Regions from separate parts of the Homo sapiens genome. Here region 1 is linked to region 2. Evidence: read pairs that join two places in POLR2A ChIA-PET (ENCODE). Cell type or tissue: OCI-LY7. All regions are shown on one strand. Each heading gives the region's core, and the rest is flanking DNA. Links, peaks and the distances in the headings are about the cores only.

What was found. ChIA-PET counts read pairs that join two places held together with the same protein. Peaks named below come from ENCODE experiments on the same cell type or tissue, not always from the same donor. Only the 100,000 strongest peaks of a DNase experiment are listed, where the experiment ranks them.
Region 1: POLR2A ChIA-PET joins it to region 2 with 5 read pairs; 1 of 35 experiments calls an interaction of 5 or more read pairs at or near these places.

What each region holds. Positions count from the first base shown.
Region 1 is chr4:48,807,089-48,823,008 of GRCh38, forward strand. It overlaps a transcript of OCIAD1 not described here. Among named protein-coding and RNA genes, the nearest start is that of OCIAD1, 16 kb to the right of the region's middle. In OCI-LY7, for the core only: no CTCF peak of the experiment used is centred there; DNase peaks (open chromatin) are centred at 7,043 and 8,653; H3K4me3 peaks cover 2,508 bases; H3K27ac peaks cover 3,072 bases.
Region 2 is chr4:48,036,872-48,052,554 of GRCh38, forward strand. NIPAL1 (NIPA like domain containing 1) reads left to right here. Exons shown (of 6, transcript NM_207330.3): 6 at 1-3,302. Among named protein-coding and RNA genes, the nearest start is that of NIPAL1, 28 kb to the left of the region's middle. RefSeq lists enhancers at 1-61, 82-141, 10,762-10,961. In OCI-LY7, for the core only: no CTCF peak of the experiment used is centred there; DNase peaks (open chromatin) are centred at 100, 400 and 7,980; H3K4me3 peaks cover 2,480 bases; H3K27ac peaks cover 3,615 bases.

The sequences.
Region 1 (15,920 bases), core at 2,666-10,665, 770 kb after region 2:
TAGAGACAGAGTCTCGATATGTTACCCATGCTAGTCTCAAACTTGTAGCCTCAAGTGATCCTCCTGCCTCAACCTCCTGAGTAGCTGGGACTACAGTGCTTATGAATTTGTTTAAAATGCAGGTTCTGATTGAGCAGGTCTGAGTGGGAGCTCAGGAGCAGTTCAGGTTTATAGTGAGCTACGATTGAGCCACTGCACTCCAGCCTGGGTGAAGAGCAAGATCCTGTCTCAAAAAGAAAAAAAAAAAAATCTGAGAGGCACTAATCTAGAGCATGGACTAGATCTAAATCCTGGATCTACTACTTATTAGCAATATGAACTTCAGTAAATTACATGCCGCCCTTGTATCTCAACTTCCTCATCTATAGAGTGAGGATAATAGTACCAAGTATCTATCAGGTTGTTATAAGGATTCATATTATATTGCTCTAAAGTGTTTAGAACAGTACCTGACTCATACTAAGTGTGTAATAAATGTTAGGCATTAATATTAATTCCCTTTCTTTCTTGCCTTTTTTTAAAAGTATGTTTCTTGATCTCTTCTTTCCATCATTTTAATCACTGGTTTCCGGTTGCAGGCTGGCCCAAGCAAAATCAACTGAGAGCACTTAAAAATTTAGATTCCTTCTTCTCATCTCTGATGATTCTGCTTCAGTAGATTTGGGGAGGGGCTCCAGAGAATCTGTATTTTTAAAAACTTCCCAAGGTGATTTGATGCTCAAAGCCACTGCTTCAAACGTGGGTGTTTCCCAGGGTTCATTTCACTCTTTTGCTACTATGACATCAACTTCATCTATGGCCTGATGTCTCTAGACCGGATGTTTTCCTGAGCCCCAGATCGGCACTGTCACTTTGTATCAGAATAATTTTACATGTATCATTTTATTTAGTTCTCAAAATAAGAGGTGGATACTATTAAAATACTATTTTTATAAACAAGGGGACCTAAGCATACTCAGTGTCATAGAGCTAGTAACTCCAGACAAATACATCCAACTGTTCACTACAGCTCTCCACTTGGGTATTCTGCTATGTTTTGTGTATACTCTCTCCAAAACCCAGATGTTGCAAATGTGATGATATTAAGACATGGGGCTAGCCAAGTACAGTGGCTCAAGCCCATAAGCCCAGCACTTTGGGAGGCCAAGGCAGGAGGATCACTTGAGCCCAGGAGTTCAAGACCAGACTGGACCAGGTGGTGAAACCTCATCTCTACAAAAAATACAAAAAAATTAGCTGGGTGTGGTGGCATGCATCTGTAATCCCAGCTACTCAGGAAGCTGAGGTGGTTCAACTACCTGAGCCTGAGAGTCTGAGGCTACAGTGAATGGTGATTGCACCACTGCACTCCAGCCTGGGTGACAGGGTGAGACCTTACTTCCAAAAAACAAAAAACAAAGAAAAAAAAAAGGAAAAAGATGGTGCCTCAAGGGATAATCCCCTGAGGGCTGCTCCCTTATTAATGGGATTAAGGACCTTACAGAAGAGGCATTGCAGCATTTGGCTGGCTTGCCCTAACCCATTCCTCCACATGAAAACATAGTGTTCCTCCCCTCTGAAGAATGCAGCCCTCACCGTACAATTGAACCTGCTGGTGCATTGATCTTGGACTTCCCAGCCTCCAGAACTATATGATATAAATTTCTGTTTTTGGTAAATTACCCAGCCTGTGGTATTCTATTATAGCAGCACAAAGAAACTAAGACAATTGTAAACTCAGCACATCCAGCACTCAGCTGATATACTTCTCTCCCTCAATCAAAATTTTCTCCCTCTAGTATTCTCTATGGCAGTCAGGGGTTCTACCACCCAGTACTGTTACCAAACCTGAGAGTCATTCTTGTCCTCTTCCTCTTTAACAACCCTCCTTAGTTGGTAACCACGTCCTTTTGATTATATGTTTTTATGATTTCTTAAATCTGTTCACCTGTATTCATCACCACTTCAACCATCTTAGTTCAAGCCTTCATTTTTTTCCTTGTATTACTAAAACAGCCTTAGTTAATATAGCTGTTTTCCTTTCCTTTAATTTAATCTGTTACCTACACAGCTCATAGTGATTTTTCTACAATTCAAACCTTATTTTATTTCCATTTCCTTGTTTAAAATCCATCTATGGCTTCCCTATTGCCTTCAAGATAAAAATGTAAAGGCCAGGCGCGGTGGCTCACGCCTGTAATCCCAGCATTTTGGGAGGCCAAGGTGGGCGGATCACCTGAGGTCAGGAGTTTGAGACCAGCCTGGCCAACTTGGCGAAACCCCATCTCTACTACAAATACAAAAAAATTAACTGGGAGCGGTGGTGGGCGCCAATAATCCCAGCTACTTAGGGAGGCTGAGGCAGGGAGTACTGCTTGAACCCGGCAGGTGGAGGTTGCGGTGAGTCAAGATTGCGCCACTGCACTCTGGCCTGGGTGACAGAGTGAGACTCTGTCTCAAAATAAATAAATAAATAAAAATAAATAAAAAAAGTTAAAATGTAAAATCCTAACTATGACATTTGAGGCCCTTCATGATACGGCCTCTGTCTACCTTATCAGCTCTTATCACCTTCTCTCTGCCACTTTATTCTCTAGCTATTACTAATAACATTTGTAGGATGCCCAAGCACCCCACTCTTTCACCTGTTGGTGCATATGCTGCACTTTCTGCCCTAAGCACCCATTCCTTTGTTCTTCCCTTGGCTAACTAATTGTGGTCCCTCAAAATCACCTTTCCCAGAAAGTTTGCCCTGCTATGTTTTCCTCTAATAACCTAGGCTCCCTTTAATCACAGTAGTGACTTATTGCATTATATGTTGCAGACTTAAGTACTTAACTATATGAGTTCCAAAATCAGACCGTATGGATTTGAATCCTAGTATCACTGGTTACTAGCTCTGTGACATTGAGTGTGCTTCTTAATTTCAGTGCTTTGGTCCCCTTGTTTGTAAAATATTATTTAATAGTATCCACCTCTTATTTTGAGAACTAAATGAAATGATACATGTAACATTCTTAGAACAGTGCCTGGTGCTTGCGAAATATTAGATATTATTATTATCTCTGCCAAAAAAATCTAGATTTTTAGGAGCAGAGTGCGTTAGCTTTTTAGGAACTCGGTGTGTGTGTGTGTTTAAGAGATGAGATCCCAGCACTTTGGGAGGCCGAGGCGGGTGGATCACGAGGTCAGGAGATCGAAACCATCCTGGCTAACACGGTGAAAACCCGTCTCTACTAAAAACACAAAAAATTAGCCGGGCGCGGTGGCGGGTGCCTGTAGTCCCAGCTACTCGGGAGGCCGAGGCAGGAGAATGGCGTGAACCCGGGAGGTGGAGCTTGCAGTGAGCCAAGATCGCACCACTGCACTCCAACCTGGGTGACAGAGTGAGACTCCATCTCAAAAAAAAAAAAAAAAAAAAAAAGAGATGAGATCTTGCTGCATTGTCCAGGCAGACCTCGAACTTCGTGGGCTCAAGGGATTCTCTTATCTGTCCCTGGCATATGATATATACTCACCAATGACTACAATTTATTTATTTATTTAGTCTTTTAGGAAATATTAGTTGAGCACCTGAGCGTCAGGCACTGTTCTAGGCACTAGGGATGCATCAGGGAAAAAAATTAAAATCCTGCCTCATGGTGCTTACCTAGAGAGAGACAAGGAATAAGTAAAACAAGAGGTTAGACTGTAGTAAGTGCTACCGAAGTGGAGGAAAAAAAGGCAGGAAATAGAAGGGGGATAGGAAATGTCTGCAGTGGGTAGTGATTGAGGATGGGAGATAAAGAAGAGAGGAGTTGCAATTTTCTTTTTTCTTTCTTTCTTTCTTTTTTTTTTTTTTTTTTTGAGACGGAGTCTCACTCTGTTGCCCAGGCTGGAATGCAGTGGCATGATCCTCTCACCTCAGCCCTACAAGTAGTTGGGACCACAGGCACACACTACCATGTCTGGCTAATTTTTTGTGTTTTTAATAGAGACAGAGTTTTGTCATGTTGTCCAGGCTGGTCTCAAACTCTTGAGCTCAGGCCATCCATCCACCTTGGACTCCCAAAGTGCTGGCATTACAGGCGTGAACCATTGCACCTGGCCTGATCCCTTCTCATTAGATCTCCCACTACCACATTGATTCACATCATCGTGATCTCTTGCCTAACTTATTGCAGAAGTCCCCTAACTGGCCTCCACGTCTTGTTTCACTTTACTCTTAACACAGTAGCCAGAGTGATCTTGTTAAAATCCAAGTCAGATAGCCACTCCTTTGCTCAGACCCTCCAAATGGCTTCCCATTTCTCCAATAAAAGCCAAAGTCTTTACAATGGCATAGGAGGCCCTGCAGTCTTTCTCTTCCTTTCCTCCAGACCTTATACTCCACCATTCTTTTCCTCATTAATTACACTCCAGCAGCACTGCTCTTGCATTTTCTCAAACATGCCAAGCAGGTACCCATCTTAGGCTCTATGTAATTGCTCTCAGATATCTGCATAATACAATTCACCATTACTGAGCCTGGGAGGTGGAGGTTCCAGTGAGCCAAGATCATGCCACTGCACTACAGTCTGGGTAGCAGAGTGAGATCCTGTCTCAAAGTAATAATAACAATAATAATGAGAAGGGATCAGATTATGGATATACTTTGAAGATAAATCCAATAGGAGTCACAAAGAAATTTTATGTAGAGTGAGAGAGAAAGAAGAGTCAAGGATGCCTCCACAGATTTTAGTCAAATGAAATGGAAAGAGGAATAGCTTTCAAATGAGATGAAGAAGATGAGGAAGACTGAAAAGAAAAGTTTCATTTTTTTTTTCTGTTGTGGTGTCAAAGACCAGGAATTTGGTTTGAGGTATGTAAAGTTTGAGATGCAAATTAGATACATGTAGGCAGACATATGTGTCTGAAGTTCCAGAGAGAGGTCTATACTAGAAAACTAAATTTGGGGCTGGGCACAGTGGCTCATGCCTGTAATCCCAGCACTTTGGGAGGCTGAGGCGGGTGGATCATTGAGGTCAGGAGTTCAAGACCAGCCTGGCCAAGGGTGAAACCCTATCTCTACTAAAAATACAAAAAAATTAGCCAGGCTTGGTGATGCATGCCTGTATTCCCAGCTACTTGGGAGGCTGAGGCAGGAGAATAGCTTGAACCCAGGAGGTGGAGGTTGCAGTGAGCCGAAATCATGCCACTGCACTCCAGTCTGGGCAACAGAGTGAGAGTTGGTCTCAAAAAAAAAAAAAAAAAAAAAAAAAAAAAAAAAAGAAAAGAAAAAGAAAACTAAATTTGGCATTTATGATATGGTATTTAAAGCCTTGACACCAGAGGTTACCAAGAAAGTGGCTACCGAGATGTCCAAGGCCTGTCTGAGTCAAAGTGCACCCCAAAATTTGGAAATCAGAAAGACAAGAAAGAACCAGCAAAGGAAACTGAAAAAGAGTGGTCAGTTAGATAGAGGGAAAAAAGAAAAGGGGGCCAAATTTTGGAACAAGAGAAGAGAATAAAGGAGTGATTGACTGTCAAACGCTTTAGAATAGGTCGCATAATACAAGGATAGAGAATTGAAAGATTGATTTAATAACACAAAGGTCATGGAGACTTTGACAAGGACATTTGCTTAGGGTAAAAGTGTTTGGAGTGAGCCCAAGAGAGACTGGGAAGAGAGGAATTGGACACAGGAAGTAGAGATAATTCTTTCAAGGAGTTTTGCCATAAAAGAGCAAAAAAATGAGAATGTGAGGTCAAGAAAAGCTTTGGGATTTTTCTTGCTGTTAAAGCTGAGAATCATAACTTGTTCATAAGCTGATGGGAATTTTCTTACAGTGAAGAGAAACCAAGGATGGGAGACAGAATGGGTCGAACTGCTAGAGGTGGGTACCTTGAGTAGGTGAATACCTTGAGTAGGTGAGAGAGGATGGAATCTACCTCTCAAGTACAGGGCTGGTCTTGGATAGGAGCACAGGCAGAAGAGCTGTGTGTGTCATAGAGGAAAACATACTATACGGGTACAGGTGCAGAAGAATTCCACAGGCTCTTGTCATGACCTCTATCTGGCATGATGCGGGATGGATGTCAAGTTAAGAGCCTGTGGAATTCCGATTGCATCTTTCAAGAAATATCGCAACACTTTTTCTATTACATATTATGATTTTTCATTTAATGAAACATTTTTGAAAGAGTCTGGTATACGTGATACTGTTGATATGGTGTGGGGGTTCCCTTTACTTGTAAGAATCAGTATTGTGGGCAAAACAGGTAAACAAACAATTGTGATGTGGTAAGTGTTATCCTACAGGCATATGAAAATGCTGCAGCAACTGGTTGGGGGTGGTGGCTCACGCCTGTAATCCCAGCTCCTTGGGAGGCGGAGGTGAGTGGATCGCCTGAACTCAAGAGTTTGAGGCCAGCCTGGGCAACATGGTGATATCCCGTCTCTACAAAAAATACAAAAATTAGTTGGGCGTAGTGGCATGTGCCTGTAGTCCCAGCTACTTGGGAGGCTGAGATGGGAGGCTCACTTGAGCCGGGGAGGTGGAGGTTGCAGTGAACTGGGGATCAGATCCACTGTGCTCCAGCCTGGGTGACAGAGTGAGACCCTGTCCCAAAGGGGAAACAAACAAACAAAAACTGGCCTAAAGCTGCTAATATTTTAGTTTTGTGGCCTGCAAACTTCTAGCATTTCTATAACAGGCATCAAACTTACTTCTATATCAGAAAGTATTTGGCTTATGTCAAAGTTTTAAAAACTTTTTTTCATGTGACACTTTTTCTTAAGAGGAGCTCGTGAATAACTATTTAAATGTTACAGTTGGCTTGAATTTTAAACATTTGGTGAGAGTTGTAAAAATATATGTTTTAAACTTTCAGAGAATAAAAATTTAAGACCCACTTTCTTAGAAGTTACTATTAATAAATAAATAATTTTGTAGTTCTAATCTCATTAAAAAAATTTTTTAAGACTGAGATTGATGTGTAGGACCCAGCTGCAAAATTCAAACCAGCTACATGCAGCTGCACTCTGGTTCCCCTAATTCATCTAACAGCTCTTAGTGTGTTCTATAAGTGGCAATAGAAAAGGCACAGCAGATGTGCAAGATGGCTCCTGAAATCTAAAGAGGGACAGATGGTTCTCGGTTTGATTGACAGCATGAGGAGCACTGTAGAAAGGGTCACCTCCTGTGGAGGGGTTTTTTTTTTTTTTTTAATCCTTGCCTCTGCCTGAAAATGAAACTGTCCAAGAAAGAAAAGCAGAGTATGGCTATTCAGAAAGCCTTTTTTTTTTTTTTTCAAATATTTGTTATAGTGAAATTATAAAGTCACCTAGACGTGGAAAAAACTCTCCTCTAACTTTTGACTGAGAGCTGACTCTTCATATTTATAACAAAGTAGACAGATTGGTGTTTGAATGCAATACTCAGAATATTGGAGATAGAGCTGGAATTAAGGCAAAAACAAAAATAACATAATTTACACAACAGCATCGATTAGAGCTGGAATAATGATCACTGGAAGCCCTATTTTCCCCTTAAAAATAAACTTTTTGTTTTAAATTTTAATTACAAAGTTAGACAAATTATTTGCAATAGTTTACCGGGAATGGTTCTAAATTAACAATATAGGCTATATCACTTTTATGCTTACCTCTCTCTCTCTCTTTTCCAAACTCCTTTCTAGTACTTTAAATCTTCAAGAAAAACAAAAAAGAACTCACATTTTCTGCATGCAAACCAAGTCCTGGATGCTGTGTTAGGTACTTTATAACTTTATATGATTTAGTATCTCAGAGGTATTAATAGATTCTTCTTAGGTTCATATTCATACTGACACATGGGCTCCATGATTTTATTGATGCTTCTCTTCATCTTCTGCTGAAAAAAGGAAAACAAGAACAAAATATGCCTCAAAATAATAGTCTATATATTAAGATACATTCTGGGAGTCCAGGATTTGTGAAGTCCTCTTAAACCATTTCTAGAAGAGGCTGGGTGCAGTGGCTCACGCCTGTAATCTCAGCACTTTGGGAGGCTGAGGTGGGCAGATCATGAGGTCAGGAGTTCGAGACCAGTCTGGCCAACATAGTGAAACCCCATCTCTACTAAAAATACAAAAAATTACCCGGATGTGGTGGTGTGCACCTGTAATCCCAGCTAGTCAGGAGACTGAGGCAGGAGAATTGCTTGAAACCAGAAGGCGGAGGTTGCAGTGATCTGAGGTCGCGCCACACTCCAGCCCGGGGAACAGTGTGAGACTCCATCTCAAAAAAAAGAAAAGAATAAATTATTTCTAGAAGAAATTCACACAGTGGCAGATGCAAGATTTCTCTCTAGACAAGACTCAGGATTGACAATGTATTTGCAAGAAATAGCTGGGAGGTAATTGTCTTGAAACTTCATTTGCATGAAACTATGCTTTTTTGGAATGACCTGCAAAACCTGCCAGGGAATTTACATTTCTTGGTAAGCCTGCTTTTTGGAGGATCTTTAAGAAGTGCTGCAGTTTGATAAAAGTCTGAAAACTACAGTAGATCTGACATATGAACAAATATTTACTTCTGTGACTCATGAACTGAACTAGATTCTGATAATGTAGACAGGGCTATCTCAGTTCTTGTAAAATTCTCAAATCTCTACTCCACTGGCTTGGAGGAAATCAAACTGTTGAACTAGACAGCAGCTCAGAAACCCCAGGGTCGCAAATGACTTTCCCTTTCACTTCCCATCGCCTCTGTTTTAATGACAACAAAGCTTTTTGTGGCCAAGGCATAAATTCATTGAATATGAAATATTTACATTCCACCATCTAGTCAACATCATATTCTTTCAGCTCTCCCACATAGGTAATCCCGCACATACCTGTTCTTTGGCATCATACTGACTACTAGATCTTTGATACTCTTAATTTTATCCCTATCTGATTGTTTTCTTTTCATCCCTACTTAGCTTCAATTCCATTGCCAATAATTTCAACCATTCTCTTGCCAATATCTTCAACTACTTTGTCTTTCTGTCACAAATGTATAAAGTGGCCTGTATTCTATAACTTTCATTACCTTCTTCCTGCTAGTCACACAGGATGGGTAAGCCCTTCTCCCATTTATGTCGACTTATCCACCTGTGCATTTCTCGCTCTCTCTCTGTTTAGACATTCTATGCCAATATGTCCCAATCTTTTTAATATCATGGCACACATAGAAAAACGCTAATCTTTGTGCAGTTCATTAGAATAAACTGGAGGCGATCAGGACATCTATATAGCGCTTAGTTGATATATGCTAATGGCAATTAAAAATACAAAATATAGTCAAGAGATTGAGACCATCCTGGCCAAAAAATTAGCTGGGCATGGTGGCACATGCCTGTAGTCCCAGCTACTCAGGAGGCCGAGGCAGGGGAATCGCTTGAACCTGGGAGGCGGAGGTTGCAGTGATCTGAGATCACGCCACTGCACTCCAGCCTGGCAACAGAGCAAGAGTCCGTCTAAAAGGAAAAAAAAAAAAAGGAAGATAATAAATACTGGCTTTTGTTGAATAAATATTGACTTTTATAAAACTTTGAAATAATATCTTTTAAAACTTGGGCTTGCTTCTCAAAATACAACTTCTTAACTGTTTATTATTAGGCTTAAATTTGAAACGGTGGCAGGGCACCGTGGCTCACGCCTGTAACCCCAGCACTTTGGGAGGCCAAGGCAGGAGGAACACCCGAGATCAGGAGTTTGAGACCAGCCTGACCAACATGGCGAAACCCTGTCTCTACTAAAAATACAAAAATTAGCTGGGCATGGTGGCACACACCTGTGATCCTGCTACTCGGGAGGCTGAGAGAAGAGAATCGCTTGAATCTGGGAGGTGGAGGTTGCAGTGAGTGGAGATTGGGCCACTGCACTCCAGCCTGGGTGACAGAGCGAGACTCCCTCCTCCCCAAAAAAAGGGGTGGGAGAGGGGCCAAGATGGCTGAATAGGAACAGCTCTGGCCTGCAGCTCCCAGCAAGACCAACGCAGAAGGTGGTTGATTTCTGCATTTCCAGCTGAGGCACCCAGTTCATCTCACTGGGACTGGTTAGGCAGTGGGTCCAACTCATGGAGAGTAAGCAGAAGCAGTGTGGGGCGTTGCTTCACCCGGGAAGTGTAAGGAGCCAGGAACCTCCCTCCCCTAGCCAAGGGAAGCCATGAGGGACTGTGCTACCCAGCTGGGTTACTACACTTTTTCCACGGTTTTTGCAATCTGCAGATCAGGAGATTCCTACCGGGGCCCTGGGTTTCAAGCACAAAACTGGGCGGCTGTTTGGGCAGACACTGAGCTAGCTGTAGAAGTATTTTTTCATACCCCCAGTGGCACCTGGGACTGTGCTACCCAGCCGGGTTACTACACTTTTTCCATGGTTTTTGCACTCTGCAGATCAGGAGATTCCCACCAGGCCCCTGGGTTTCAAGCACAAAACTGGGGGGCTGTTTGGGCAGACACCGAGCTAACTGCAGAAGTATTTTTTCATACCCCAGTGGGGCCTGGAACACCAGTGAGACAGAATTGTTTACTCCCCTGGAAAGGGGGCTGAAGCCAGGAAGCCAAGTGGTCTAGCTCAGTGGGTTCCACTTCCATGGAGCCGAGCAAGCTAAGAACCACTGGCTTGAAATTCTTGCTGCCAGCACAGCAGTCTGAAGACAACTTGGAATAATCGAGCTTGGTGTGGGGAGGGGCATCTGCCATTACTGACATTTTAGAAGGCAGTTTTCTCCTGACATTGCTCAGGAGGCTGGGTGCTCTGGGCTGGGTGTGGCAAAGCAGCTGTGGCCAGACTGCTTCTCTAGATTTCTCCTCACTGGGCATCTCTGAAGGAAAGGTAACAGCCCTAGTCAGGGACTTACAGACAAAACCCCCATCTCCCTGGGATAGAGCACCTGGGGGAAGGGGTGGTTGTGGGCGCAGCTTCAGCGGATTTAATCATTCCTGCTTGCTGGCTCTGAAGAGAGCAGCTGATCCTGACAAAAGGGATTCTCCCAGCGCAGTGCACCAGCTCTTCTAAGGGACAGACTGCCTTCTCAAGTGGGTCCCTGACCTCTGTGCCTCCTGACTGGGAATAACCTCCCAACATGGGTTGACAGACACCTCTTACAGGAGAGCTCCAGCTGATATCAGGCCAGTGCCCCTCTGGGACGAAACTTCCAGAGAAAGGAGCAGGCAGAAATCTTTGTTGTTCTGCAGGCTCTACTGGTGATACCCAGGTGAACAGGGTCTGGAGTGCACCTCCAGCAAGCTGCAGCAGACCTGCAGAAGAGGGTCTTGACTGCTAGAAGAAAAACTAACGAACAGAAAGCCACAACATCAACATCAGCATAAAGGACCCCCACGTAAAGACTCCATCCAAAGATCATCAGCCTCAAAGATCAAAGGTAGATAAATCCACGAAGATGAGGAAAAAGCAGTGCAAAAATGCAGGAAATTCCAAAAACCAGAAGGCCTATTCTCCTCCAAATGATCTCTACTCCTCTCCAGCAAGGGCACAAAACTGGACGGAGAATGAGTTTGATGAATTGACAGAAGTGGGCTTCAGAAGATGGGTAATAACAAACTCCTCTGAGCTAAAGGAGCATGTTCCTACCCAATGCAAGGAAGCTAAGAACCTTGATAAAGGTTACAGGAACTGCTAACTAGAATAACCAGTTTAGAGAGGAACATAAATGACCTTATGGAGCTGAAAAACACAGCAGGAGAACTTTGTGAAGCATACACAAGTATCAATAGCTGAATTGATCAAGCGGAAGAAAGGATATTGGATATTAAAGATCAACTTAACGGAATAAGGGATGAAGACAAGATTAGAGAAAAAATAATGAAAAGGAATGAAAAAAACCTTCAAGAAATATGTGACTATGTGAAAAGACCAAACCTACAATTGATTGGTGTACCTGAAAGTGATAGGGAGAATGGAACCAAGTTGAAGAATACACTTCAGGGTATTATCCACAAGACTTCCCCAACCTAGCAAGACAGGCCAACATTCAAATTCAGGAAATACAGAGAACACCACTAAGACACTCCTCAAGAAGAGAAACCCCGAGACACATAATGGTCAGATTCTCCAACATGAAAACGAAGGAAAAAAATGTTAAGGGCAGCCAGAGAGAAAGGTCAGGTCACCTACAAAGGGAAGCCCATCAGACTAACAGTGGATCTCTCTGCAGAAACCCTACAAGCCAGAAGAGAGTGCAGGCCAACATTCAGCATCCTTAATATCTAGCCAAACTAAGCTTCATAAGAAAAGGAGTAACAAAATCCTATACAGACAAGCAAATGCTGAGGGATTTTTCTCACCACTAGGTCTGCCTTACAAGAGCTCCTGAAGGAAGCACTAAATATGGAAAGGAAAAACTGGTACCAGCCACTGCAAAAACAACCCAAAATATAAAGACCAATGACACTATGAAGAAACTGCATCAATTAATGTGCAAAATAACCAGCTAACATTATGATGGCAGGATCAAATTCACACATAACAATGTTAGCCTTCAGTGTAAATGGGCTAAATGCCCCAATTAAAAGACACAGACTGGCAAATTGGATAAAGAGTCAAGACCCCTCAGTGTGCTATATTGAAGAGACCCATCTCACGTGCAAAGACACACATAGGCTCAAAATAAAGAGACGGAGGAATATTTACCAAGCGCAAAAAAAAAAAAAAAAAAAAAAAAAAAAGGAGGGGTTGCAATCCCAGTCTCTGATAAAACAGACTTTAAACCAACAAAGATAAAAAAAGACAAAGAAGGGCATTACATTACGGTAAAGGGATCAATACATCAAGAAGAGCTAAGTATATATGCAACCAATACAGGAGCACTCAGATTCATAAAACAAGTTCTTAGAGACCTACAAAGAGACTTGGACTCCCACGCAATAATAATGGGAGACTTTAACACCCCACTGTCAATATTAGACAGATCAATGAGACAGATAATTAACAAGGATATTCAGGATGTGAATTCAGCTCTGGACCAATGGGACCTAATAGACATCTACAGAACTCTCCAACCCAAATCAACGGAGTATACATTCTTCTCAGCACCACATAGCACGTATTCTAAAATCGATCACATAATTGGAAGTAAAACCCTCCTTAGCAAATGCAAAAGAATGGAAATCATAACAAACAGTCTCTCAGACCACAGTGCAATCTAATCAGAACTCAGGATTAAGAAAGTCACTCAAATCCGCACAACTACATGGAAATTGAACAATCTCCTCCTGAATGAGTACTGGGTAAATAACAAAATTAAGGCAGAAATAAATGAGTTTTTTGAAACCAATGAGGACAAAGAAACAACATACTAGAATCTCTGGGACACAGCTAAAGTGGTGTTAAGAGGAAAATTTATAGCACTTAATGCCCACAACAGAAAGCTGGAAAGGTCTAAAATCAACACACTAACATCACAATTAAAAGAATGAAAGAAGCAAGAGCAAACAAATTCAAAAGCTAGCAGAAAACAAGAAATAACTAAGATCAGAGCAGAACTGAAGGAGATAGAGACATGAAAAACCCTTCAAAAATTCAATGAATCCAGGAGCTGGTTTTTTGAAAAGATTAACCAAATAGATGGACCACTAGCTAGACTAATAAAGAAAAGAGAGAAGAATCAAATAGACACAATAAAAAATGATAAAGGTGATATCACCACTGATTCCACAGAAATACAAACTACCATCAGAGAATACTATAAACACCACTATGCAAATAAACCCAGAAAATCTAGAAGAAATGGATAAATTCCTGGACACATACACACTTTCAAGACTAACCCAGGAAGAAGTAGACTCCCTGAATAGACCAATAACAAGTTCTGAAATTGAGGCAGTAATTAATAGCCTACCAACCAACAAAAGCCCAGGACCAGACGAATTCACAGCCGAATTCTACCAGAGGTACAAGGAGGAGCTGGTACCATTCGTTCTGAAACTATTCCAAACAATAGAAAAAGAAGGACTCCTCCTTAACTCATTTTATGAGGCCAGCATCATCCTGATATGAAAACCTGGCAGAGACACAACAAAAAAAGAAAATTTCTGGCCAATATCCCTGATGAATATTGATGTGAAAATCCTCAATAAAATACTGGCAAACCAAATCGAGCAGCACATTAAAAATCTTATCCACCACGATCAAGTCGACTTTATGCCTGGGATGCAAGGCTGGTTCAACATACTCAAATCAATGAATGTAATCCATCACATAAACAGAACCAATGACAAGAACCACATGATTATCTCAATGGATGCAGAAAAGGCCTTTGATAAAATTCAACATCTCTTCATGTTAAAAACTCTCAATAAACTAGGTGTGGATGGAACATATCTCAAAATAATAAGAGCTATTTATGACAAACGCATAGCCAATATCATACTGAATGGGCAAAAGCTGGAAGCATTCCCTTTGAAAACCAGCACAAGGGTGTCCTCTCTCATCATTCCTATTTAACGTAGTATTGGAAGTTCTGGCCAGGGCAATCAGGCAAGAGAAAGAAATAAACGTATTTAAATAGGAAAAGAGGAAGTCAAATTGTCTCTGTTTGCAGATGACATAGTTGTATATTTAGAAAACCACATTGTCTCAGCCCAAAAATTCTTAAGCTGATAAGCAACTTCAGCAAAGTGTCAGGATACAAAATCAATGTGCAAAAATCATAAGCATTCCTATACACCAACAATAGACAAGCAGATAGCTAAATCATGAGTGAACTCCCATTCACAATTGCTACAAAGAGAATAAAATACCTAAGAATACAACTTACAAGGGATGTGAAGGACCTCTTCAAGGAAAACTACAAACCACTGCTCAAGGAAATACGAGAGGACACAAACAAATGGAAAAACATTCCATGCTCATGGATAGGAACAATCAATACTGTGAAAATGGCCACACTGCCCAAGGTAATTTATAGATTCAATGCTATTCCCATCAAGCTACCAATGACTTTCTTCACAGAATTGGAAAAAACTACTTTAAATTTCATATGGAACCAAAAAAGAGCCCACATAGCCAAGACAATCCTAAGCAAAAAGAACAAAGCTGGAGGCATCATGCTATCTGACTTCAAACTATACTACAAGGCTACAGTAACCAAAACAGCATGGTACTGGTACCAAAACAGATGTATAGACAAACGGAACAGAACAGAGACCTCAGAAATAACACCATGCATCACAACCATCTGATCTTCAACAAACCTGACAAAAACAAACAATGGGGAAAGGATTCCCTATTTAATAAATGGTGCTGGGAAAACTGGCTTGGCCATATGCAGAAAACAGAAACTGGACCACTTCCTTACATCTTACGTAAAAATTAACTCAAGATGCATTAAAGACTTAAATGTAAAACCCCAAATCATAAAAACCTTAGAAGAAAACATAGGCAGTACCATTCAGGACATAGGCATGGGCAAAGACTTCATGACTAAAACACAAAAGTAATCACAACAAAAGCCAAAATTGACAAATGGGATCTAATTAAACTGAAGAGCTTCTGCACAGCAAAGAAAACTATCATCAGAGTGAACAGGCAACCTACAGAATGGGAGAAAATTTTTGCAAGCTACCCTTCCAACAAAGGTCTAATACCCTGAATCTATAAGGAACTTAAATTTACAAGAAAAAACAATCAACCCCATCAAAAAGTGGGCAAAGGATACGAACAGACACTTCTCAAAAGAAGACATTTATGTGGCCAACAAACATATAAAAAAATGCTCATCATCACTGGTCATTAGAGAAATGCAAATGAAAACCACAATGAGATACCATCTTACACCAGTCAGAATGGTGATTATTAAAAAGTCAGGAGACAACAGATGCTGGTGAGGCTGTGGAGAAATCGGAACGCTTTTACACTGTTGGTGGGAGTGTAAATTAGTTCAACCATTGTGGAAGACAGTGTGGCAATTACTCAAGTATCTAGAACAAGAA
Region 2 (15,683 bases), core at 1-8,000:
GAGCCCAGATTGCGCCATTGTGCTCCAGCCTGGGTGACAAAGCAAGGCCCTGTCTCAAAAAAGAAGAAGAGAAAGGGCCAGGGGCTTTTGCTTTAAAAAACTTTTTTTAAAACAGAAGTGAAACCACGGGTGCTTTGTTCTTCCTTCTGCACCTCCTTCTTAAACTAGATAGCTAATTAGTTATTTTAAGAAAAAAGAAATTTAAAAAAAAGCCTGCTTTATTTGTTAGTGGGCTAGAATACACAAGACATACCCACCCATGAAGAGTTTATGAATTGTAACTTATTGACATTATCATAGGAATTTACTACCAGTTAAAGAGGGAGAACGGAGGAAGAGAAAAATACTTCAGATAAAGGAAAAAGTTTTCTTCTCACAAAAACACAGACACGTGATTGTTTTCACAGGTTCCATTAATTAACTCAGGTCTGGAAGACATAGGACAAAATGGAGTTTCTGAAGAAGTCCAGGTGAATTCAGCTTTGGAGTCACTTATGTTCATTTTTTTTCCTTTTCTTTTACTATTATCCTAAAGGTTATTTTTCTTGTTGATATAGAGATTTTTGTAAAAGATTGCTACATTATTTCAGGATTATATCCTACATTTCGATTGCTCTCAAATGTTTTATCCCTAAAGAGTGAGTTTTCCACAGACTGTTTGGAAGCAACTAGAAAAATCTTTGTGAAAAATCTGAACAAATTATCATAATGGCTCTCTTGAAATTTTGCACTTTCACCCTTATTAAGGAAATTATAATTAGTTACTAACCTTTAAAAATAGATATATTCTAATAGGATAGAAAGTTAACTTCCTGGCAAACAAAATACTAAGATCTCAGGGGCTACTGCAGGAAAATACCTTTTTCGCACATTAAAATGTTTATAAAATTTTCCCCTCTCATTTCAAATGCATGGCAGGAATAACATTTTTGGTGGTCTTTAATGTGATGGACAGATTTACTGTCACTTATTGATTTTATGGAAAATAAATTGGCTATCTTATTTTTATAACAATCTTATTTTTCTCAAAACAAAAATCCTAACCAAAAAGTTGTCATTAAAAAAAAAAAAATTCAGGTAGACTGAATGTTTTTCTGCTCTAACCTTAAATGTTATTAGGTTTGGTTTTTGTTTCTAAGCTACTTCAAGACTACCTGAGGTAATAATGGTAAACTTTATTATTCAGAATTCGATTAAACTAACTTCAGCATTTCCACAGTTCTATTAAACAATGACTGATGTTCACAATGACAACCTACCTGAGATGGCTGCAAGGCCCTAATGTTCCATTATACATTATAGTCTTTTCAGCATAGTTTAGTGTTGAGTGCAATTCTAATGCATTCTACGTTTTTGAAAATCGATAATCCATGGAAGGTCCATGGGTTGATACCTCAGGTCAAAAATGTGTTTACTCTGTTGATTGCTGTTTCACTTTACTTGTATATCAGATATATAAGCTATGAACACAAGTTTGTAGTAAAAGTATCTTCTGTCTGGGCAATGGCTCACACCTGTAATTCCAACACTTTGGGGGGCTCAGGTGGGAGGATTTCTAGTCCCCAGGAGTTTGAGACCAGCCTGGGCAATAAACTAGACCCCATGTCTCTAAAAAATGTAAAAAACATCAAGAGGCTGAGTCAGGAGGATCATTTGAGCTTAGGAGTTCAAGGCTGCAGTAAGTTATGATTGTGCCACTGCATTCCAGCCTGGGTGACAAGAGTGAGACCCTGACCCAAAAAAGTATCTTCTGATAAAGTGGCATTTGAAAATTGCAGAAATTTTAATATTTTTTCTTTTAATATTAAGAACTTTATTGATCTCTCTAGGACACCTTGGTGAGGAAATTAATGGCACTTTTCTTGACATCCAACCTGGGACTCTGGTGATTCTGTGTTCTGGCGAATTTAAGTTTCAGACATTTCTTTGTGTCACCTTTTACAAGGTGTTTGCCCTTGGTACGTTATGACCAGGTCAAAGGTTCCCAAACACAAGGCTCATTGTGTACCCTGGACAGGAAATTGAACTGATGTTGACATGTATGCATGCCCAGGAGGAAGACTGGGAAAGATTTAATGAGTTGAAGTATGCTGAGAAACAATGAAATATTTGAAAACTGTCTACATAAAAGTTACTGATGCACATGCATTAAAAAAAAAAATGTTGTTGCAAATCTAACACTAAAAAATTTTTGACTGGGTGCAGTGGCTCACACCTGTAATCCCAGCACTTTGGGAGGCTGAGGCGGGTAGATCACAAGGACAGGAGTTCAAGACCAGCCTGGCCAACATGGTGAAACCCCGTCTCTACTAAAAATACAAAAATTAGCCAGGCATGGTTGCGGGTGCCTATAATCCCAACTACCCCGGAGGCTGAGGCAGGGAATTGCTTGAAGCAAGGAGGGGCAGGTTGCAGTGAGCCAAGATTGTGCCACCACACTCCAGCCTGGGTAACAGCAAGACTCCGTCTCAAAAAAAAAAAAAATTCCCAAATAGGAAGATATTTTCTAAGGAAGAATAAAATGCTGGACCCCTATATTCAGACTATTAGTCTTAACTGGTAGTTTATGTATATATTTTAATACTTTGTCATCATGTACATATCTTAAGATTTATTATGTGAATATCTGCATGTGTGTTATTAAGGATTACAAAGTTGTGCTCACACAGGACAAATGGAAAGATTTTCCTACTTCTGTAAAGATAAGTTTCATTATACTTTTGTCTTACAATTTTATTCTTAGGTCAATGGTTATTTATTATAAGTTCAGATTGCACAATTTTCATAAGACCCTTTGGATTTAGCACATGAAATTAACACATATTTTAAAGTATTAAATACATGGAAAGCATCTGGCATTATGCCTGATAATAGGCACTTAGTAAAATGTACTTTTCTTTGAATCAACATTTGAATTCTTACAGTCTTGTCACTAGAGACTTAAAAGGACCATTGAGTGCCTATTTTTATACATTCATCTTTTCTCAATTTGTCACATTATCTCATTTTAAATAATGCAAGTGAAAGTGAATTCATCATACTATCTCAACACCAATACAAAATTATTCCAATAAAAATATTTTTCTTAATAAAACCAGAAAAACTGAACTAAATGCTATTTAGCCCCGCCAACAAAGCTTTGTGGAAAAATATATGAATATATGAAATGTTCTCAAATATTTTGAATAAACTGTTCATGAAGCCTTATATTTTGCAAGTGTTTTTACTGTTGATTTTAGAAAGTTTATAAATCTTAAATGTTTGTATATTTTTCATTTGCAATAAAATGTTATTTAATTATGCTTTTGAGTTCAGTTTTTAGTTTATAAATGTTAAGCATATGTAATGGCAAAACTATTCCCATTTTGTTTTGAGATTAAAAGGAAAGTTTCAGGCTGGGCCGGTGGCTCATGCCTGTAATGTCAGCACTTTGGGAGGTCGAGGCGGGCAGATCACTTGAGGTCAGGAGTTCGAGACCAGCCTGGCCAACAAGGTGAAACCCTGTCTCTACCAAAAATATAAAAAATTAGCTGGGTATGGTGGCACGCGCCTGTAATCCCAGCTACTTGGGAGGCTGAGGCAGAATTGCTTGAACCTGGGAGGCAGAGGTTGCAGTGAGCTGAGATCATGCCACTGCACTCCAGCCTGGGCAACAGAGGGAGGCTCTGACTCATCTCACAAAATAAATGTTTCAGTGTTTCAAAAAAAAAAAAAAACTGCACTGATGTTAATGTTGCTATTTTGTTTCCCTTGAAATTGAAATTTGTTTTTAGAAGGCTCTCTGCAAGACCATCTCCCATGTAACAGCTTAAACAAAAGCACCTGAACAGAAGAAACTCTTATCCTTCAAATTGAACAAAAGCTCAAAGCTGTCAATAATAAAATCTCCCCTCAGAACAATAACTAGTATAAATATATTTGGTACCATGCTTTATAAACCCTCAGTGAGTTTTCTTCTAGCTCTGTGGAACTACAGCTTTGCTTCATGGATTAGCCACATCATGTTATAAATTTTCTGTTTTGGTTTGAATTCCTGTTTGAGAACAACACCCTCAATTGTTTTAAATTCATAAAAATTCAAAAAATTATCTAGGGGCTGGGTGCAGTGCCTCAAGCCTATAATCCCAGCACTTTGGGAGGCCAAGGTGGGAGGATAGCTAGAGGCCAGGAGTTTGAGCAAGGCTGGGCCATAAAACTAGACCTCGTCTCTATAAAAATTTTTAAAAACATTAGCCAAGTGTGGTAGCATGTCCCTGTAGTTCCAACTACTTAGGAAACAGAAGTAGGAGATTCCCTCAAGTCCAGGAATTGTAGGCTGCAGTGAGCTATAATCATGCCACTGCACTCCAGCCTGGGCAAGATCCTGTCTTTAAAAAATCAAGCAGAAGAGGCTGGGCCCAGAGGCTCACACCTATAATCCCAGCACTTTGGGAGGATGAGGCGGGCGGATCACCTGAGGTCAGGAGCTCAGGTGAGTTTCGTCCAGCCTGGAGGTTTCATCATGGCCAAGATGACAAAACCCTGTCTCTACTAAAAATACAAAAATTAGCCGGGTGTGGTGGCACGTGCCTGTAATCCCAGCTACTTGGGATGCTGAGGCAGGAGAATTGCTTGAACCCGGGAAGCGGTGGTTGCGGTGAGCCGAAATTGTGCCATTGTACTCCAGCCTGGGCAACAAGAGTGAAACTCCATTCTCCAAAAAACAAAAGAAACCAAAAAAAAGAGAGAGAGAGAGAGAGAGAAAACCTCTACATTACCTCTAGAATGGGTACTGGGTAATGACATATGGCTCCTCCCTGAGTTAATTGTGCCTCGCAAACATTCAGAAAATAAACTCAAGCACGCCCCATAGCTCAAGGCCAATAACACAGATTGTTTCAGGAATGGGCAAAATAGCCTTCTAACTGCCCAATGGGTTCAACCTTGCCCCACTGACTAGACAGAGTCAATTTATCAAGACAGGGAAATTGCAGTGGAGACAGTTATTCATGCAGAGCTGGCTAGTGCAGAGACAGGAGTTTCATTATTACTCAAATCAGTCTCCCCAAGTATTCGGGGATCAGAGTTTTTAAGGAAAATTTGGTGGGTGGGGGGCCAGTGAGTCAGGAGTGTTGGTTGGCTGGGTTGGCAATGAAATCATAAGGAGTAGAAGCTGTCTTGAGCCAAGTCAGTTCCTGGGTGGGGGCCACAAGATGCGATGAGCCAGTTTATCCACCTGGGTGGTGCCAGCTGATCCATAAGGTGCAGGTTCTACAAAATATCTCAAGTACTGATCTTAGGTTTTATAATAGTGATGTTATCCCCAGGAGCAATTTGGGAAGGGTCAGAATTTTGTAGCATCCAGCTACATGACTCGTAAACCATAATTTATAATTTTGTGGTGAATTCATTAGTCCTACAAAGGCAGTCTATTCCACAGGCAAGAAGGAATTTGTTTTGGGAAAGGGCTGTTAACGTTTTTGTTTCAAAGTTAAACTATAAACTAAGTTCCTCCCAAAGTCAGTTCAGCCTACGCCCAGGAATGAACAAGGACAGCTTGGAGGTTGGAAGCAAGATGGAGTCAGTTAAGTCAGACATCTTTCACTGCAACAATCCTCTTAGCTATATTCTGCAATGGCGGTTTCAGCCCTTCAGCTCAAAAGGCCTCTTTGTCGCTTAATTTGCTTTTGCCTTTGTGTTCACGCTAATGTTTCATCGTATTACCAAGAGTTTTCAATAAAATGTATTTCAATAAAAGAAATATCTCCTCTCCTTGACCATGGAACTGTAAAGCTGGGTTAGAATGGGCAAGACTTGGAAGAAAAAGAAAACAAATTTTTATGGGAAGAATGAAATGAGGCTTTGTTTACCATTGTTAGCTTGCTAGAACTTAATTCCTTCTGAGTAATCTCGCATGCACATTTTTAAAAGGCAAGGCTTTCTATCAGTTTTGAGACTCCACTTTCAGGATCTCAGGGCATGAATTTAAATAACGCAGTGATTTGGTCTTTTCAGCCAATACTGAAACAGACTGGATCAAGTTTATCTGGACAAAAAGGACCACCATCAGTGCCATGTTGATTTCTCACTGTGAGAATCAAACTGGTTTAGAATCAGACAGACCTAAGGAATTCAATGCAATTCAGGTTACACAAAACAGTTTCACTTCTTACGGGGAGATCTGCTGATTGAAGATTAACCTGCAGCAAAAAAGGAAAAGTGAAAAGCTTGGAGGAACTAGTCAAACTAGAGAAAGTGTTACTCTTTGTTTTGCTGTTCAGCGTGGGATAGCAGGGGCTGGAGAAAGGAGATACCTGCAATGTAAACATGTGATCTACTTTCACAATATCTAAACAATTCACAGTCCAACAGAGTGAAGAATAAACACTGCCATCAAACACATGTATGTGTCTGGTGTCTCTGAAAGGTGACTTCATCATCATGAATGAGAATATAAAGGGCGAGAGGCAAAATATGTAGCTAAGCAGAAACATGCTCAATTTCATTACCAAACAGACCAGATATCACTGCCTTTAGTCAGAAATATACTCACCTGATTGTCATTTCTCTAATCAACCAGCAGACTCCACACAATAAAAAATCCCCTTTTGAAATACTTGAATCTCTGGCTCTTTGCTAAGGTTTCATGGAATTCTGCATATAGCACAGCCTCCTGATGAGATACATAGTGTAGAATTCCACCAGTTTCTCAGCACCTCTAGTATTTTGTTCCAGAGTCCTGGTACTATTGAAATCAAGTAAGGAGAAGCCACAAGCTCCCTGATGGGTTTCTGGCTCTCTGTTACATAGCGTTGTATTCCCTGTGCTCTACTTAGCTTTGATCCATAGCTATTCTGGTGGCTGACACAACTGCTTTTAACCCTTGTCCATCAGTGAACTAGCAGGGAAACTAGCTAAAACATGTGAAGTTAACCAGCGATAGCCTGTTGAAAAGCTGTTAGTCATCAGCATTGAGGGGAATCTTTCTCCCTGTGATCCACTTTTTAATAAACCTCACAAGAAGCCTCAACCCAGAGTAAACATTTGTACATAAAGTATTTTATCTAATCTAATGTTTTTGGCCCTGGCTATACATTTACCTTCACCTGCAGAGGGTTTTAAAATCTACTTTAAAATTACCTATTCCTGTTGGGGCGGTGGCTCATGCCTATAATCTCAGCACTTTGGGAGATCTACTCAGGCAGATCACCTGAGGTCAGGAGTTCGAGACCAGCCTGGCCAACATGGCGAAACCCTGTCTCTACTAAAAATACAAAAATTAGCCGGGCATAGTGGCAGGCGCCTTTAATCCCAGCTACTTGGGAGGCTGAGGCAGGAGAATCACTTGAACCCGGGAGGCAGAGGTTGCAGTGAGCCAAGATTGCACCACTGCACTCCAGCCTGGGTGACAGAGTGAGACTCTGTCTCAAGCAAACAAACAAATTAATTAATTAACTTACCTATTCCTTAGGTCTGTCTGATTCATGCCTGGGCCCCACCTCAGACCAATTAAATAGAACATCTGAGGGTAGGATCAAGATAACAATATTTGTTAAAATCTCCCCAGATGATTTGAATATGCAACTAGGGTTGAAAACCACAGATCTAATCTAAGACCTCGCCTATTAGAAGTCACATCCCAATTTCAGAGTTCCTTTCAAAAAAAGTGCTGAAATAATGATATACACATTCTGTGGTTGTGGTTGTTCTCAATTTCTTAGATTTTGACCATCTCTGAAATAAGGTACATAATCTGCTCCCACCCTCCCCCAACAATGATAGTTATACTTTCTTGAAAAACATAGCGAATTCAACAATGTTATTAATAACATACCTAAGATATTTACATGAAAATTGACATAGAATATCTTTACGTTAGTCAGCTTGAGCTGCCATTAACACAATACCATAAACTAGGTAGCTTAAACAACAGAAATTTCCCACAGCACTGGGGGCTAGAAGTCCAAGATTAGGCACCTGCAAGTTTCCGTTCTGGTGAGGCTCTCTTCTTGGCTTGCAGATAGCCGCCTTATTGCTGTGGGGGAGCTGGGAAGGAGACTAGAGCAAGCTCTCTGGCATCTTTTTTTTTTTTTTTTTTTGAGACGGAGTCTCACTCTGTCGCCAGGCCAGAGTGCAGTGGCGTGATCTCAGCTCACTGCAACCTCCACCTCCTGGGTTCAAGCAATTCTCCTGCCTCAGCCTCCTGAGTAGCTGGGACTACAGGCTTGCGCCATCACACCCAGCTAATTTTTGTACATTTAGTAGAGATGGGGTTTCACCACGTTGGCTAGGTTGGTCTCAGTCTCTTGACCTCATGATCCACCCACCTCGGCCTCCCAAAGTACTGGGATTACAGGTGTGAGACACTGTGCACAGCCTCTGACATCTCTTCTTATCAGGGCACTAATCCCATCAAGAAGTTTCCACCCTCAGGACCTCATCTGATCCTAATCACCTCCCAAAGGCCCCATCTTAAATACCATCGAATTAGAGCTTAGGATCTCAATATAATGGATTTGGTTGGGTGAAACAAGGGACACATTCAGTCCATAACATTTTTACTGCAAGCAATTCAACTAATTCAAATAAATAAGTACATATTAGCTAAGACTTATCAAGTACTGAGACTGTTCTAAGTATCTCATACACACAATCTTATTTAATTCTAACAACTCTGTGAAATATGGGTTATCATGCCCATTTTACAGAAGAGGAGGCACAAGTTGGTGAAGAGCTTAGGAAGCTAGGAAGCAGCAAAGCTGCATTTGAGTGCTGTCCTTGGCATCCACAATAGCCATTCCTATTAGAGTCATCAGTATAATTAAGGGCTTGATAAAGATTTCTAAGTGGAATTGGATAGCCCACTAGCTGCCATCAGAAGAGTCAGCAGAAATGCAACATTTAGGAATAAGACTTAAGTCCTATTTCTTAAGACTTAAATAAAGCACTCTGATTTCTGGGGTGCTTGGTTTTAAAACCACCAATGCCTTGTCTCATATAACAAGTCTGGAAGTGGGCAACTCAGAATCAGTGCAGCATCTGAAGATCACTAGGAGGGACCAGGCTTCTATTTTTCTACTTCATAGGTGGAGCTGCCAGATTTAGCAAATAAAAACACAGGTTAGGACATCCAGTTAAACCTGAATTTCAGATAAAGAATGGAAAAAATTTAGTATAAGCATGTCCCATAAAATATTTGTAACATAGTTATGGTAATAAAGAGTCTGACTTTGTTTTCCATATTTGCTGACAACTTGCAAGCCCCAGCACACCCCTGCCCCTTCTTCCCTACACCTGGACAAGACGATAAGAAAGTCAAAGTAATTCCCTTCCTCCGTGCCAGCTGGAAGTTCAAACCACACCGGCCTCAGCCCTTTCATAAAACCCCAAGGCAGCCTGCCCTCCCCACTTGCTCAACCTATTTTCAGACCTGCTTGGGAGCCTGCCCTGTGCTCCTCAGAAAGCCTCATTATTTGAGTCATAAACCTTTTCATATCCTCTTGGGGTATGGCATCAATAATCCCAATCTTTGAACCAAATTTGGGGTAAGGGGTTCATCCATTTCTGGGGTTGATGACAATATAGAGGGTGACCACAACACATACACTAAAAAATGATTCATTATTTATCTGAAATTCAAATTTACCAGTTGTCTCATATTTTATTTGGCAACCCTGTCTCCAGGACTTCATCTTCATGCCCGTTTCCTCAGAGTCACAGATGGGTGCTCTACTTCCAGGTCCCAAAGCCATATTCCAAGCAGGAAGACACAAAAAATTTTTTCCTTCTATTAAGACCTGGGCTTTGTATTTGGGAAAGGAAGTCCTCCCCAGGCACTTCTAGCTATATCTCACTACATGGAACTTTCTCATGTGGTATGCTTGCTATGAGAGGGCCCTCAAAATTGAGTATTTTAGCCTTCCAAAACATGAAGAATAGAGAGTTGTAGGTGACTTTTGGAATATAAACCCAGTGTCCACTGGGAAGCTGTCTGTTGCCATATATTATGGGTATAATCCTTTTGAAAGTCTTCTATTTACCCGCAAGCTAGTTTTCCTCTTCCTGAAATCCTGTTAGTTAAGGGAGTTGGGGGACAAATGCCACCCTGGGAAGAATGATATGGTCCAAGGACCAGCACCTGTGTCATTATCTGAGAGCTTGTTATAAATTCAAAATCTAAAGCTCCACCACAGACCTCCTGAATCAGAATCTACATTTTAACCAGGTCCCCAGGTGACTGTATGTATTAGTGCATTAAAGTTTGAGAAGAACTGGCTTAGAAGGACCCTAGTTTTCACATTTGCCATTGGAATAGCCCAAGGACCCTTTAAAAATACCAATGACTTCCCTAGATATTTTGATTCAATTGGCCTGGGGTGCAGCCTGGGCATCAGGATTTTTTAAAGCTCCCACAAGATTTTAATAGGCAGGGACGTTTAATAACAACTGCCCTAGAACAGCGACGCTCAACCCTGGCTGCCCATTGGAATCACTTGGGGTGCTTGGTTTTAAAACTACCAATGCCTGGGTCCCCCAAGAGCAGTTAAATCAGAACTGGGGAGATGAAGGAGGATGAGAAGGTAAGACACGGGCAATGGTATTTTTGAAAAGCTGTCAGATCATTCTAGTGTGTGAAAACCACACCAGGAAGAGGAAGTGAAACACTCACATTCTCCAGCCCAGTGGTTTGCGGGCAGAAGAGGGAGAGTGATATTAGAGGGGTTAAAGATACTGCAGGGGCAGGAGGGCCAGGTAGAGGGTACTGGCAAGGGCAGGGAGGCTTGCATTCTGCCTTGTGTTCAGATTCCTGGAGGGAATTGCCCCACGAACTGTCTGGAAAGCAGCCATGGACAAACTCTGCAGCACAGCATGATTAAGCAGGGGAGTGAGGGTAGAGGCAGGAGTGCAAAATTGTAAAGTTTTAGCTTTTTGAGCTATTCTCAGTCCCTGTGTGGTATGGACAGGACCCAGAAGCTCCCACATGTGCTCAAGATGGTCCTCTGGAAGCAGCTGAGTTGAATCATTTCCCAAAGAAATGACATGGCACTCACCCTTCAAGAGCAAGGTGACCTGCAGCCCAGGCTGAGGGGCCAATGAAGACTGTGGCAGAGTCTAAACTTACACCATAAGCCTGCAGTGCCAGCAAGAGCTGGGGTGAGGTCAAATCAGCCAGGGAGAACTCCTGTGCCCTAGCCAAGTCAGGAAAGACCAGTCCACACCAGTCACCAGCTCCACCTGCAAAAGCTAGCTGGATAAGCAGCAACTAGGATGATAAGAAATGTTGTGGAGATCAGAGGTGCCAAGAGACACTGCTCCAATACAAACAGCCCTTCCCCTTCACTTCACCGCTGTGAGGTCACCTTGCCAGGGCTGAGAGTCACAGTCTGCATTGGAAGGGCTACTAATTGCTAGCTGTTAGCATCCACTCCAGTGGGTCTGTGTCTGTGTCAAATCAGTTAATTATGTTGAATGTCACTCCTAGATAAAGTTCCCCCTTTCCCTGCTCTACTCAGATGCTGTGTTGGGCAGAAACAGAAAAGGAGAAGCAAGACCTGAGAGCCTATCCATTTTACTGAATGAGAATATTTTCATCATTGCACTAAGCTAAAGTTATAGGGTTAAAATCAATCAAGTTTCGCCAGCCCTACCCAGCCAGTAGGGACACATGAGGAAATCTACAGAAGTTACAGGCAAAATAAAAGAGCTACAGCTTGTCTGTACATCTAACAGTAGTGTGAGGAAACTTCCATTCCTGCTGTAGACGTAAGGATAATCTGCTTCTTCTATGAAGTATTCTTCTTCTTCTTCTTCTTCTTCTTATTATTATTATTTGAGATGGAGTCTCGCTCTTTCACCCAGGCTGGAGTGAAGTGGCATGATCTAGGCTCACTGCAGCCCCCGCCCCTCAGGTTCAAGTGATTCTCCTGCCTCAGCCTCCTGAGTAGCTGGGATTGCAGGCGCCTGCCACCACGCCTGGTTAATTTTTGTATTTTTAGTAGTGATGGGGTTTCACCACGTTGGCCAGGCTGGTCTTGAACTCCTGACCTCAGGTGATCCACCCGCCTTGGCCTCCCAAAGTGCTAGGATTGCAGGTATGAGCCACCGCGCCCAGCCCAAAGTATTTATCTGTTTATAAAATATGGATTTGTATTTCTCCATAGATGTATTCAGGTGTCTTTTTTTTCTATCAATCTGATATTAGTCCCTAACATAGTGTATTTTTCTTTGTCTATTTAAACAGAGAAAGGGAGATACAGAAAGTTGTGTGTAAACCCAAATTGTTCTGAAAAAAGTAAGATCTATACCAAAAAGAAGAAGGACAATGACCAGCTGAGGTTGTCACGTGGAACTAGATGAAAAAACAGCCCATTGCTCTATAGAAATGCAATGGGTTGGCCCAGAATCCCGAGAGGAGGCTGCCTACCAGATTGGATCTCACATCTCTGGAAAATGAAGCTTCTGGGTGATCCCACTACTTTTATTTAACTGGGTCATGCCATTAATACTTACTTAGCTCAGCTCTATGCCAGGCCCTGTCCTAGGACCTAGAGATGCAACAGTGAATGCAACAGACAAAAATACCTGCCCTCACAAATGTTACAGTTGAAAGAGAGTGGGGATAAAAGACAGACAGTAGACCAAAGAAATAGGTAAAAAAAAAATGTGTATGATTTGTTATATAATGTTAAGAGCTATAGAGAACAATGATACAGAGAAGGGAGACAGGGAATGCCCACGTGGGGTTGCGATTTTAATCGGAGGTGGTCAGAGAAAGCTTCAAGGAGAGGGCGACAGTTGAGCAACGACCTGGAGGAGATGGGGAAGTGAGACATGTATCCAGAAACATTGCCAGCAAAGGGAACAGCAGCAGGTGCAAAGGCCCTGAGATGAAAGGGACTGGCTGGCATGTGCAGCGGGCAGCAGGAAGGCCAGGGGCCGCATGGATGAATGGGAGAGTAGCAGGAGGTGAGCTCAGTGAGGTTGTAGATCCAGGTACAGAGAGGAAGCCGAGCACATTGCTCCAATCCAAGCAGATTCTTCAACTTCATCTTCAGCTTTCCCAGACAGCTCCATGAGGTGGAAGCCACCAAATCCACCACTGCTTGCACTCAAGGAAGGTACCTGCATAGGATTGTCAGCTTTTTCTTAAGATTTTCATATATTGTTAAGGCTGTCTAATTTTGAGAAAATTTGCCCCCAGATCACTTCAAAATGTTAAAGTACTAGAGAAAACAGAACCTGGCCAACCGGCACTAAATATTGACAACATTCTCCCAACTTACTCATCATGTTTGAGCTAATTTGCATTAGAAAAACAAAGGTCATAGCTGAAGCATTCCAGTTTGTTACTAGAGAAGATGGTGGGGCCAGGTGCAGTGGGTCACACCTGCAATTCCCACACATTGGGAGGCCAAGGCAGGCAGATCACTTGAGGCCAGGAGTTCGAGACCAGCCTGGCCAACACAGTGAAACCCCCGTCTCTACCAAAAAATACAAAAGTTAGCTGGGTGTGGTGGCACACGCCTATAATCCCAGCTACTCTGGAGGCTGAGGTAGGAGAATCACTTGAACCCAGGAGGCAGAGGTTGCCAAGATCACACCACTGCACTCCAGCCTGGGCAACAGAGTGAGACCTTGTCTGAAAAAAAAAAAAGAAAGAAAGAAAGAAAAAGAAAAGAAAAGAAAAAAAAATAAAGAAGAAAAGAAAAGATAAGATAAGATGATGGACTGCATGGAAAATGGCCAGAAAGCAAGAGGGGAATTGGGAAAAGACGAGCATTTGGTATTTGTTGATTATCATTCCAGCATTTATCACTCCCCTTTCCAGACCCTCTGAATGGCTCTCATTTTCTATTTTCAAGGTAAATGGATTTCAGCTGTGGCTCTTGAGGAAACATGTGCCCAAGTCCAAACCAGTCAAAGCATTCCATATCCCTAGCTACAGAGATTTGTTCCTGGAGGGCGTGTGGATCTGATCCAGTCAGAGAGAACCTCAGGACTCTGGTGGAAATGCTGGGATAGAGACGTTCTCTCCCTCTGGATAGTATAGTATGTCAAGTTAAGGTATGTGACCACAACATCCACTTTTCATCTGGGAGGGGTGGAAGAGGAGGCAGCCTGAGACATGAGAAATGGAGCTGGAAGGATGATAACAGGGTGAATGTCTGTACCCCTGGACTTCACAGTCACAGGGTCTAATGATACCCCTTTTAGCCTTAGAACTGTTAACATTTTGAGCTGGATAATTCTTTGTTGTGGGGGTATGTGCTCTTTGTAGGATGTTTAGCAACATCACTGGTCTCTACTCACTAGATGCCAGTAGCACACCCTGCCTGGTAGTAATAACCAAAAATGCCAGTTCAAATTGGATTTTGTTTTGTCTTGTTTTGAAAGTGGCATGGAGCTACCCTGCCTCCAGAGAGGTATGATTCACCCACTTTGTCTCCCTTCAACTAGCTGGGGTGTGGCTCCAGAGGAAAAGAGAGGCTCAAGTGCCCATCTGAAGATGAACCCCAGGCCAATTGGAGGGGGTGGTTGGAGACAGCTTCTCTCTCTCTGCTGCCAAACATGGGGGCAGTTGAGGCTCTTCACTCATCACGTCTTGGATCCCACCATAGAGGGTTCAAGGCCAGTAGTAAAGGGGACATGCAAACCAGAACCAAGCACCAGTCCCGACAATATGTGGGGTGAAAAAGGCTTGGCTGGATATGCACATCAGGGAATCAGCTTGCTGGACTGGCCAAAATTAAATCCTCATGGGTCGCTTTGTAGCCAACAGTAAGTGGCTGATTGGTTGTGTGTGGCCCAGCATATATCCCTCCAGATTCAGAAATCCTACTGGATACAGAAGAGTTTTGAATCTTTTTTTATGCTACAGATCTCTTTAGAAGTCTAGGGAAGGCTTTATACTCCTTCTTGGAATAATTTTTCTGTTTTTTTTCCTTTTTTTGAGACAGGTTATTGCTCTGTTGCCCCAGCTGGAGTGCTATGGCACAAACAGTTCACTGCAGCCTTGACCTTCTGGGCACAAGTGATCCTCCTATCTCAGCCTCCTGAATAGCTGGGACTACAGACGTGTACCACCATGCCTAGCTGGAATAATGTTTTTTTTTTATTATTATACTTTAAGTTTTAGGGTACATGTGTACATTGTGCAGGTTAGTTACATATGTATACATGTGCCATGCTGGTGCGCTGTACCCACTAACGTGTCATCTAGCATTAGGTATATCTCCCAATGCTATCTCTCCCCCCTCCCCCGACCCCACCACAATCCCCAGAGTGTGATATTCCCCTTCCTGTGTCCATGTGATCTCATTGTTCAATTCCCACCTATGAGTGAGAATATGCGGTGTTTGGTTTTTTGTTCTTGCGATAGTTTACTGAGAATGATGGTTTCCAATCTCATCCATGTCCCTACAAAGGACATGAACTCATCATTTTTTATGGCTGCATAGTATTCCATGGTGTATATGTGCCACATTTTCTTAATCCAGTCTATCATTGTTGGACATTTGGGTTGGTTCCAAGTCTTTGCTATTGTGAATAATGCCGCAATAAACATACGTGTGCATGTGTCTTTATAGCAGCATGATTTATAGTCATTTGGGTATATACCCAGTAATGGGATGGCTGGGTCAAATGGTATTTCTAGTTCTAGATCCCTGAGGAATCGCCACACTGACTTCCACAATGGTTGAACT